2 separate regions of the Homo sapiens genome follow, and region 1 is linked to region 2. Evidence: chromatin contacts called from ENCODE Hi-C or POLR2A ChIA-PET data. All regions are on one chromosome and are shown on one strand. The core of a region is the stretch at or near the end of the contact, and the rest is flanking DNA. Distances in the headings are between cores, read along the strand shown. Region 1 overlaps TP63 (tumor protein p63). Region 2 overlaps TP63 (tumor protein p63).

Region 1 (4,350 bases), core at 1,427-3,926, 33 kb before region 2:
CCTTTACGCCTCTGTGTGCCTCATTACAGGATCCATCATTCTAAAAACCATTCCATATCTACAAAATGTCTGCAGGGCTTCAAAGAACTGAAGAATTATCTTTCTATCTTTCTATTCTACAATAAACTCTTCTTTAATTTTGAAGAATTGGAAGTTGTTGGAAAGCTACATTATCTCAAGTCTCCTTTCAGTCACAGTGACCTGACTAGACATACCAATTGCTGCTAATATAAAACCAGGGGGTTTTTATATATAGTTATATGGTTTTACTCGCGATATGACAGCTGTAACTGCTGAGGACTTTTCATGAGAAACATACATCGGCCCTTTACCAAAGCGGGTAGGAACAATTGCATAGACTTGGTCACGTTATGGAAATAACCTAATTTGGGGAATGCGAACAGGAGAATGTGCAAAGCTCATGTATGGAAATGTACCAAGAGCGACAATCCCACAATAAATGGTACACATCACTCAGGGCCGATTTTAAGTTTGCATTCATTTTAAGGGATCTCTTTTGAGCTTAATGATATAGTTTTCCAGAGTCATTAAAAGTTCTTATGACATTATTTTCTCTTTATACTTCAATTATCAGATGATTTTTGTTCTGGCACACTATGTGCCAATTAAAAGTAAGCTATCTGTTAGTAAGCTGAGAAAATTGATTAGAAGCCCTTTAAATCTCAAAGCTCTTTTCTGAGTGCAACTTTGGCCAATTTTAAGGAGTTAAGTTACAGAGTTCCATAATTCTCTAATGATAAGCACAGGAACAAACAAACAATAAACTTCCAAGTATCCAATCCTGCATGCCATTAGATTTTTAAAATATAAAATGATATAAAAATGAGAAGCAGAAAGGTCATTTGCTGTAAGAAAACAAGTTGAGAAAAATATGTTCTGATAATGTATTGCTTAGTTAAATGCAGCAAGAGATTAATCTATATGACTTTGTAAAGGAATAAAGAATTATTACTTGTGAATAAAATATACCCACTAGTAACCTTTCTCTTAGATGCTGATTCCAGTTATTTTAGTTATTTTAATAACTAACTTCCAATTAATTTATTTAAACATTTAGTAATCTCCCCTTGTTACCATTAACACCTTGCACAGGATGGCATGCAGCCTGTGTACTGTTTTGTTTGGCCTGTAGTGTTTTACAACTTTTTTTTGAATTAGTATCATCATTTTAAGATATGAAGATATTACATGCAAACCCAGGTTTCTAGTTACTCTTTTAAAAATTAATATTTAAGAGTTAATATTGTGATAATTAATTTAATATTTTAAATATTTTAATACTAGGTCTACTTTCCCCTGTGACAACAGTCTGGGATTGTAAAGCAGATGTCCTTGTAGATACAGTATATAAGCTCTTTTGCCACAGTTTCTGTACTTATCATTCGGCTCATTTATGCTACCTCCCTGACTCCAATGACATTTGGGTTTGCTACCTCTAAAGCAGCCCATTATTATTCACCAAAGTGATTTGTTACATGAAAAGGTTGTGATAATTTAATCCTGATAAAAATTTCCACGGTGATTGATATATATCATGTTCTCCATATTAATTTATGGAGAAGAGTGAAGCTATAGTAAAAAAAAATAAAGAAAGATACCATGTAGCTGATGATACCTACAAAACCAAATTAACTAACAATAATAACATAAATGAAGGAAAAAAGAGAAGGAGGGAGTAGAAAGAAGGGGGAGAAGAAATGCGGGAAGAGGAGAAGAATAGGGAGAAAGAAGAAAAGGGAAAAGCAGAGGATTTTTGCTGTTACTCTTTGTAGTAGGAAAAGAAATATAAGCTTTATTTAAATTATTCATTTTTAAAATCAATAGTTTTTATAATGTTCACATGCAATAAATCAAGATCAGTTTAATGTTAAATAGACACTCCACGGTGCAGTGAACAAATCACTCAAAATAGTATGGGAGGCTGATAAGCCTTAGATTAGATTAAACTGGCTCATCACGAATACGTTAACCTAGAGTCAATCTAAAACTCAGGCAAGAACGCTGATTCAGTTATTCTGCTCTGGATGAGGGAACAACTCTTCGGAAGCATGCCTTACAATGAATATTCATTTTAAATCCAAAACCTAGAGGTAAGTTACTTGAACCATCACCAAAAATCTCTAAGCACTTTATTTAGTACATTCTTCCTCAATACTCTGTGAACTAAGAAATAGTTTAGATAACAGATTAATATGCTCAATGCTATTATTTTCTTCATCATGGGAGTGGCACAAAAAGGCACCTGATACACATCTCACATAATTTATGAAACAGCTATGGCAAGAAGTAAAAATTATCTTGTTATGATAAACACGAACACATGTACCAGTGGCACGAGCTACTGACTTCTGCCCCTCACCAATAAAATCTAACAGCCACTGAATTGTAAGATTAGATCAAGCCCCAGATGAGACTCAGACTTTAATGGGGGAAGTGCTTCCACTGTGAAAGAAAACTGATAAATCCTATTTACCATCGAAGAGTTTGTCTGTACATCTTGTCCTTTGATGGGCTATTCTTAAGAGTCTCTAAATTCCAGAGGGCCACGCAATTGGCTGGGTTGCATTAGATTTCTGCAGAGCTGGCAGCCTTTTTCTAAAAGTCTTACATTACAGGTAACCTGATGACAGGGAGGGTGGGCCGCAGGCGCGCATCTCAGCCTGCCTGCGGAGCCAAAGGGAGTGAGCTTGCGAGACCAAGACCCATATGCTGGGATCAATGGAACTCTCCCGGGAACTGGCTGTTCCCCTTTCAAACGCCACCTCCCTAATCTCTCCACTTGCTCAAGTCAAATTCTCCACAGCTCTGAACATGACACGAAGCTGGCATGGTTAAGAAAGGCAAAGGAAGAACACTCTCTATAAATCATGGGTGAAGGCTACAGGGAACAAATTCACGGGCAGTTAACAATCAGAGTCAGAATTGAGGGCTCCTGCTGGGAACTACAATTGTTTCCTTTAATTATGAGAGAAAAAAAGTTCCTTCCCATTTATTAAAGGTTTACTGTGTGCTGGACATTGTGCTGGGCACTAGATCAGGGAGTCTGCCATACAAGACCTTGAGGTCAATGACAGGAGAAAGATACAACAGCAAAAAGTGATCCTATGTCCCAAGGGTAGGGTCCTTACTTCAGTCTGAACACAATTTAAAAAACAAAACAATGCAAAAAAAAAAACAACCTGAGGATTTTCATGGCGTATGCACACAGAGAGTACTCTCGTGTCATGAGCGGTGAAAAATAGCTCTCCAACTGGCAAAGGTGTGTGAGGCCAATAATCAAGACAGACTGAACTATGTTCACCAAGAAGCCTCATCACTAGAGGGGAGCACAAAGAAACACCGCCCCTACAAGTGGGGTTCCTTACCAGGACTCTCAATTCTCAAGCAGGTGCCACAGAAAGCTTTCTTTTTCCCTCACCAGCAACTCCCAAAGCTTTCCTTATCAGTACAGAGAATTCTTTCTAATGGCCGTATGGTTATTGCTTATAACATGCCATCTAGTTTTTCACGGGTGACTGATCAGGTTGCTTCCAGTAGTTTGTCATTATACATTAATATCTTGAGTCTGCCATAAGTAAGGCCCACTGTTATTCCTTAACACAAAGAATACAAAAAGGCATTCCCATCATGAAGCATCAGATTAAAAATGAGGAACGAATGTCAAAAATCAACAGGTTCTTAAATCTGGAAAGGGCCTCTCCTTGCACTGGCAAGGAGAGCCTACATCTGCTTGGGCAGGCTTCGGAAAGCAGCAGAGCCAGCCTGCAGAAGTCTGCATGCAGGAGAGGCTGTTATCACCCTATACCATCTATTCATATATTTGGATAGTGGATAGTATCACAGTCCCTCTATAAAGTATGCATGTTAATAGCCCAAAAGCTTTAAGAAAAAACATTAGTTGAAATTTTATTTTTCATTCTCTCAAATGAGTACCTTTAGTACAACTAAAGGTACTAAAGTTTTGTCGAAGCCTCAACAAAACTACAATGAACTCACGAACCGAAGAAATTCAAATTCAGACCCAATAAACACTTGGGAGCATATGAGTAGCTAGGTGCTAATAGGTATGTTTACATGAAGTAATCCTCATGATAAGGAAAGTATTAATGTTCCCATTTGTTCCCATTTGTAGGTGAGAAAAGTGAGGTTTAGAGAGATTGAATTTTTGGTGAAAGCCCCATATGCTGTTAGTAAGTTTCCGAGTTGAAATCTGAATTTAAGTTTCTTGCCATCTCCACACTACCATTCTTTCAACTGTCCTATGATTAACGATTCCCAACTACAATGCTAGACCAGCACTACATTATATTAAATGATAGGCCTCTGTAA
Region 2 (4,233 bases), core at 425-2,924:
CTTACTGCCATATCCTCCATACAGCTGCCACCATGGCAAATGGTCATAGACGCAGTCAACTGCCAGCAAGGAATAGTGGAAAGAACTCTGGAATCAACATCAGGAAACCTGGGCTTCGGGTTTCACCTCTTTGATTTTGAGTTAGTCTCTTCTGCTGAATGGATAATGAATAAGTATTCACTCAAGTTCACTGCATAACACATCACTTTTCCTTCTGATTCCACACTGGGATATATTATAATACAAGCCCAGATTTTCATAATTCATTCTACCTTGAAACCATAAAAATGAAACCCCTCTTGCATTTCAGGATCATGCATGAAAGGGCACTGTTCTAAGAGTCATGAATTTTGGGTTAAGTTCTGCATCTGCCAGTAAATTCATTACATTACTTGAAGCAAGACACTTCCCCTGCCCATGCCTCAGGTTTTCAACCTGTTAACTGGATTTAGTGTCATTATATATTCGGCATCCTATATAATTGTGATCCTACTCTCCTTGGAGATGGCATTTGTCTATTTAACCTAGATTTGATTTACTATTGATGAAGACAGACAACTTCCCTCTCAACTTTACATCAGATGTCTGCTCCTTATGGTATTTCCACCCTAAAGGGCCAGTGAGGCAGCTAATTTTATAGACTAGTTGATTTCTACCAAGATTTCAGCCCTGGCAATTTTAGGCTTCACTTTTAGTTCCTCAATTTCTCTCTCCTCAGCAGGAATAATAGGTTGGGCAGGAGATGCCTCATTCTTTCTGGAGGCTGTATTTTGAGGCAACTCAGCTTTCTTACGTAAATCTTCTCCACCCTTTCCAGGAAAAAAAAAAATCCCTAGGCAAAACAGAAAGGAGGTGTATTTACTTTGGAATCCTAGATGAACTCCAGGTGGGGCGGGGATTGCATTTTGCTCTTAGAGAGTTCTAGCGTCCGTCTCTGGTTTTAATTGCTGCCGGTCTGCACCTTTAGTTATAGCATATGTGTCCGCTAGTAGCCACAGTTCAGTTTTAGAAAATAGGAGAAGTCACAGGTTTGTGACATCAGGAATCCGTGGATAATCCCACCTGTGAATCTCCCATCCAGTATGCACACCACCTTTGCATCATGAACCACGAGGGTGGATAAGTCACTCCAAGAACCCCGTTTTCACTAATCCTCTCTGCTACACTGTTCAGGATTACATTACCCTTAAATCCTAAGTATACAGAAATGGTATATGTAAATGTGGTATCTGTAGCTATCTATATTTTTTAAAGTTCCACTTTTCTCATGCTGTGACTTGCTACAAGGCCTTGACATAGCTATCTAGTCTGTCTGTTTCTCAGCCTCTTGCAAGTACGACAAAGAGTTGGCCAAATCCTGTGGGATTTCTAAAGTCCTTTCTGGGCCTGACGTTCTCGGATTTTCTCTACGCTTATAAAGGACACCAGTCCCTCACTATGCAACTGCTTTGATAATGTCTGTTTTGGCAGAAAATAGCCCTTACCACAAACACAAAATGAGAAAAATTGCATTTTAAGAAGAAGAAGAGAATCAACATGATCCGGAAAACACACAGACTGAAACCTTAGCTGGACCCAGGATAACTGACATCACTGTCACCGCCAGCAGAGAGGTGGAAGTAATTTAGGTATGACAAACCATAGTGTTTCTTAAAACTGGGGAAGCAGCATGGACTGGCAGCTCTCCCAGGCACAAATGTCACCAGGCTGGTGTCATCTTCCTTCTGTGACACTAAGCCATGGGAGAAAAAGCACCTGTCTCTGAAAACAATTTCCACTCACTCTAAGTGTGGGGTGTAGGAGATCTTGGTCCAAAACAATAATAAAGACATAAAAACAAGTGCCTTCCTTGTGTCATTTTTGTCCCAGTGACCCTGAGTACAGGAGAGAGTGAAGTGTACATAGAATTAGGAAATAGGGGCCTATAAGTAATCTATGGAGGAAACTGTTTTCCAAAGTGAAAAACCAAATCCAACTTCAAGAGTGCAAGAAAATATTTTGATAAGAACCTAATGATCAGTTCTAGCTTTAAAGTATTCTACATTTCTGTCTAGGATGATCTAACTTGAGTACTTCTTTTGGAAAAGTCTTATTGGTGGGCAAAGAAGGGTACAGTGATTTGGGGCTGGGTAATAAGAGCTTAAGGATATGTATCCTGCATTGCAGCTTACAAAGCATACATCTCTTATATTTCACAATTTGGCAGCTCTGTAGACCCTAGTTCCTCTGTTATCTCCAACAGGCAAACTCAAACACATTCTTTAACACCCACATAACTGCTACTTCCATTTTACTCCACACTGGTTGAGTGTCTTCTATGTACTTAGCTTGTGCTTGCTAGGATCTGTCTTCTTGCTTTTTTTTGTAATTTCTTGTCTTTTCTAGGCAGTCAGTTGCTCTCTCCGTTAACATTTTACTCAATTCTTGGGATACCTATATTACTGTTGATCTGATCTTATTGCCTTTTAGTTATGTTTTCATGAATCCCACACTGAAATAGAAGCTTGAGAGCAAGGGCGATGCCCAATTTAGTTCTATATTTCCTGCAGCTTGGAAAGTATGCAGAGTAAGCATTCACATTCTGCTTGGGAGATGTCTGTTCTGGTTTGATCCATATAATAAGTCTGTGAAGTTGGCAGCGTCTTATTGTCCTTGATTCTCAGATAAGGAAATGAGGCTCTAGAGGGGTTAAACGTCATACTCAAGTTCATACAATAAACTATACTTAAGGCTGGAGCTTGGAACTCAGGTTTGCTGGCTCCAAACTTCATGCTCCCCTGTGCTACACAGGTTACTCTGTCACAGAAGAGATTACTGTCTTGCACGCATGCCTGAACATTGTGCAGGAATTCCATATCAGAGCAAATCACCTTTTTTATTTGCATGCTCTGCAAGGGAAATTGAGAGGTCCTGTGGACACAAATGGCTCCCATGGATTTTCTTTGCAGCTTTTTTCCCTACATGTTGGTCTTCTGAGCTTCCTACTGTTACAGACACAATGAACTAACTTAACTCCACCTTCCCAAGCCTGATTCACAAGTTGATTAAAAAGTGGTGCAACCAAGTAGGTGTGCCTCTGTGACCCGGGTGGTTAAGCCAGATCTTCTGGCCTATGGAGGCTGCTGGTTTGATTTTGTAAGAAAACATTATCTGCATTGATCATGAACTAGACGATTTTGTAATAATGTCACAAAGGGATTAAAAAATACTCGAGGAGTGATGCATTTTAAAAATATAGGTAATTTCCAGCAAAGATTGAAAGCTACTTTAGTGTTAATATATATGTTGCTTAAAAGTAAAGGGAAACTATAGACTGTAGCCTCCTGATAATGATGAAATCATTTCTTCAAACGGATTCAGTATGAGTGTTGTATTTAAATCACAAAAAGAAATGCATAGCAAAGTCAGGCTTCATTATAAGTCATATAAAGACACACACACACACGAGCTATGGGAAAGCTGGCTTCAGCAAAATAAAAAATAAAGCTAAGGAATTATTTGTAACTTGGTTGCTAAGTGAATGAAATGGTAATATTATACCGATCTTAATCATTTACTTACATTCTCTTCTTTAAGTATTTCTTTGATTCACGAGGTTTTGTGATAGTTTCTCTATGGGGTAAGGGATTTAAGCTACAAAGTTAAAGGGCCGAGTTGATAACAACGTAAGTGGTGTGACCAGATCTATAAGATTGTGGACAAAAAAGGGAACTGATACTTCAGTCTAAGCATCTCTTTAAAAGATATATTCAGCTTCTTTTCTCCTAACTCATTCCTCAAAATATCCACATTCTTACAATTCCTATTTAGCAACAATAATAAGTTCTTGGTCATGATCAATAGCTAGAAGACTACTTAAGCAAATTAAAACTCATGCACAATCCTCACCCATCAGACAAGTTCTACTTTCGATTCCATTATGACTCTAGAATGGAAAAGGTCAAAAATGTTTACTGGTTCACATAATAGGAAAGATTGTCACATTTGAGTTTTTCATCCTCTTACAGGGAATCAAGACAATAAAAAATGAAGGCTAAAGTAAATAATAGCTGATTAAAAATTAGTTGATTTGATTTTATTGATACATCAAACTATAGACCCATTCAGTGTATGTTAATACTAGAAGTGTGTTAGAGGCCATCAGTTAGAGGCCATTTTATTTCTCCCACATACACCTGTAGACAAACACATTTCCTTTCAAACACTAACTGAATGCTTTATTGTACATTATCC

Evidence for each region. Hi-C counts contacts between places; a loop is a spot of excess contacts on that map. ChIA-PET counts read pairs that join two places held with the same protein, here RNA polymerase II (POLR2A).
Region 1: a loop to region 2 is called in a map of gastrocnemius medialis, with 5 times the contacts of the local background. The contact joins two enhancer-like sites. A Hi-C loop is called at or near these places in 2 of 168 maps with a recorded cell type or tissue (Caco-2 and gastrocnemius medialis). POLR2A ChIA-PET finds 5 or more read pairs at or near these places in 5 of 52 experiments (AG04449, MCF 10A, OCI-LY7 and 2 more).

Annotation. Positions count from the first base shown.
Region 1 is chr3:189,812,442-189,816,791 of GRCh38, reverse strand. The region is part of intron 4 of TP63 (tumor protein p63); the gene reads right to left. Among named protein-coding and RNA genes, the nearest start is that of MIR944, 15 kb to the left of the region's middle. Within about 2 kb of position 2,676, at least 2 of the 41 ENCODE cell types and tissues checked have a DNase peak (open chromatin) inside an H3K27ac peak, as active enhancers do; they include gastrocnemius medialis, where a contact is called at or near this core.
Region 2 is chr3:189,778,197-189,782,429 of GRCh38, reverse strand. All of the region lies in intron 3 of TP63 (tumor protein p63), which reads right to left. Among named protein-coding and RNA genes, the nearest start is that of MIR944, 50 kb to the left of the region's middle. Within about 2 kb of position 1,674, at least 3 of the 41 ENCODE cell types and tissues checked have a DNase peak (open chromatin) inside an H3K27ac peak, as active enhancers do; they include gastrocnemius medialis, where a contact is called at or near this core.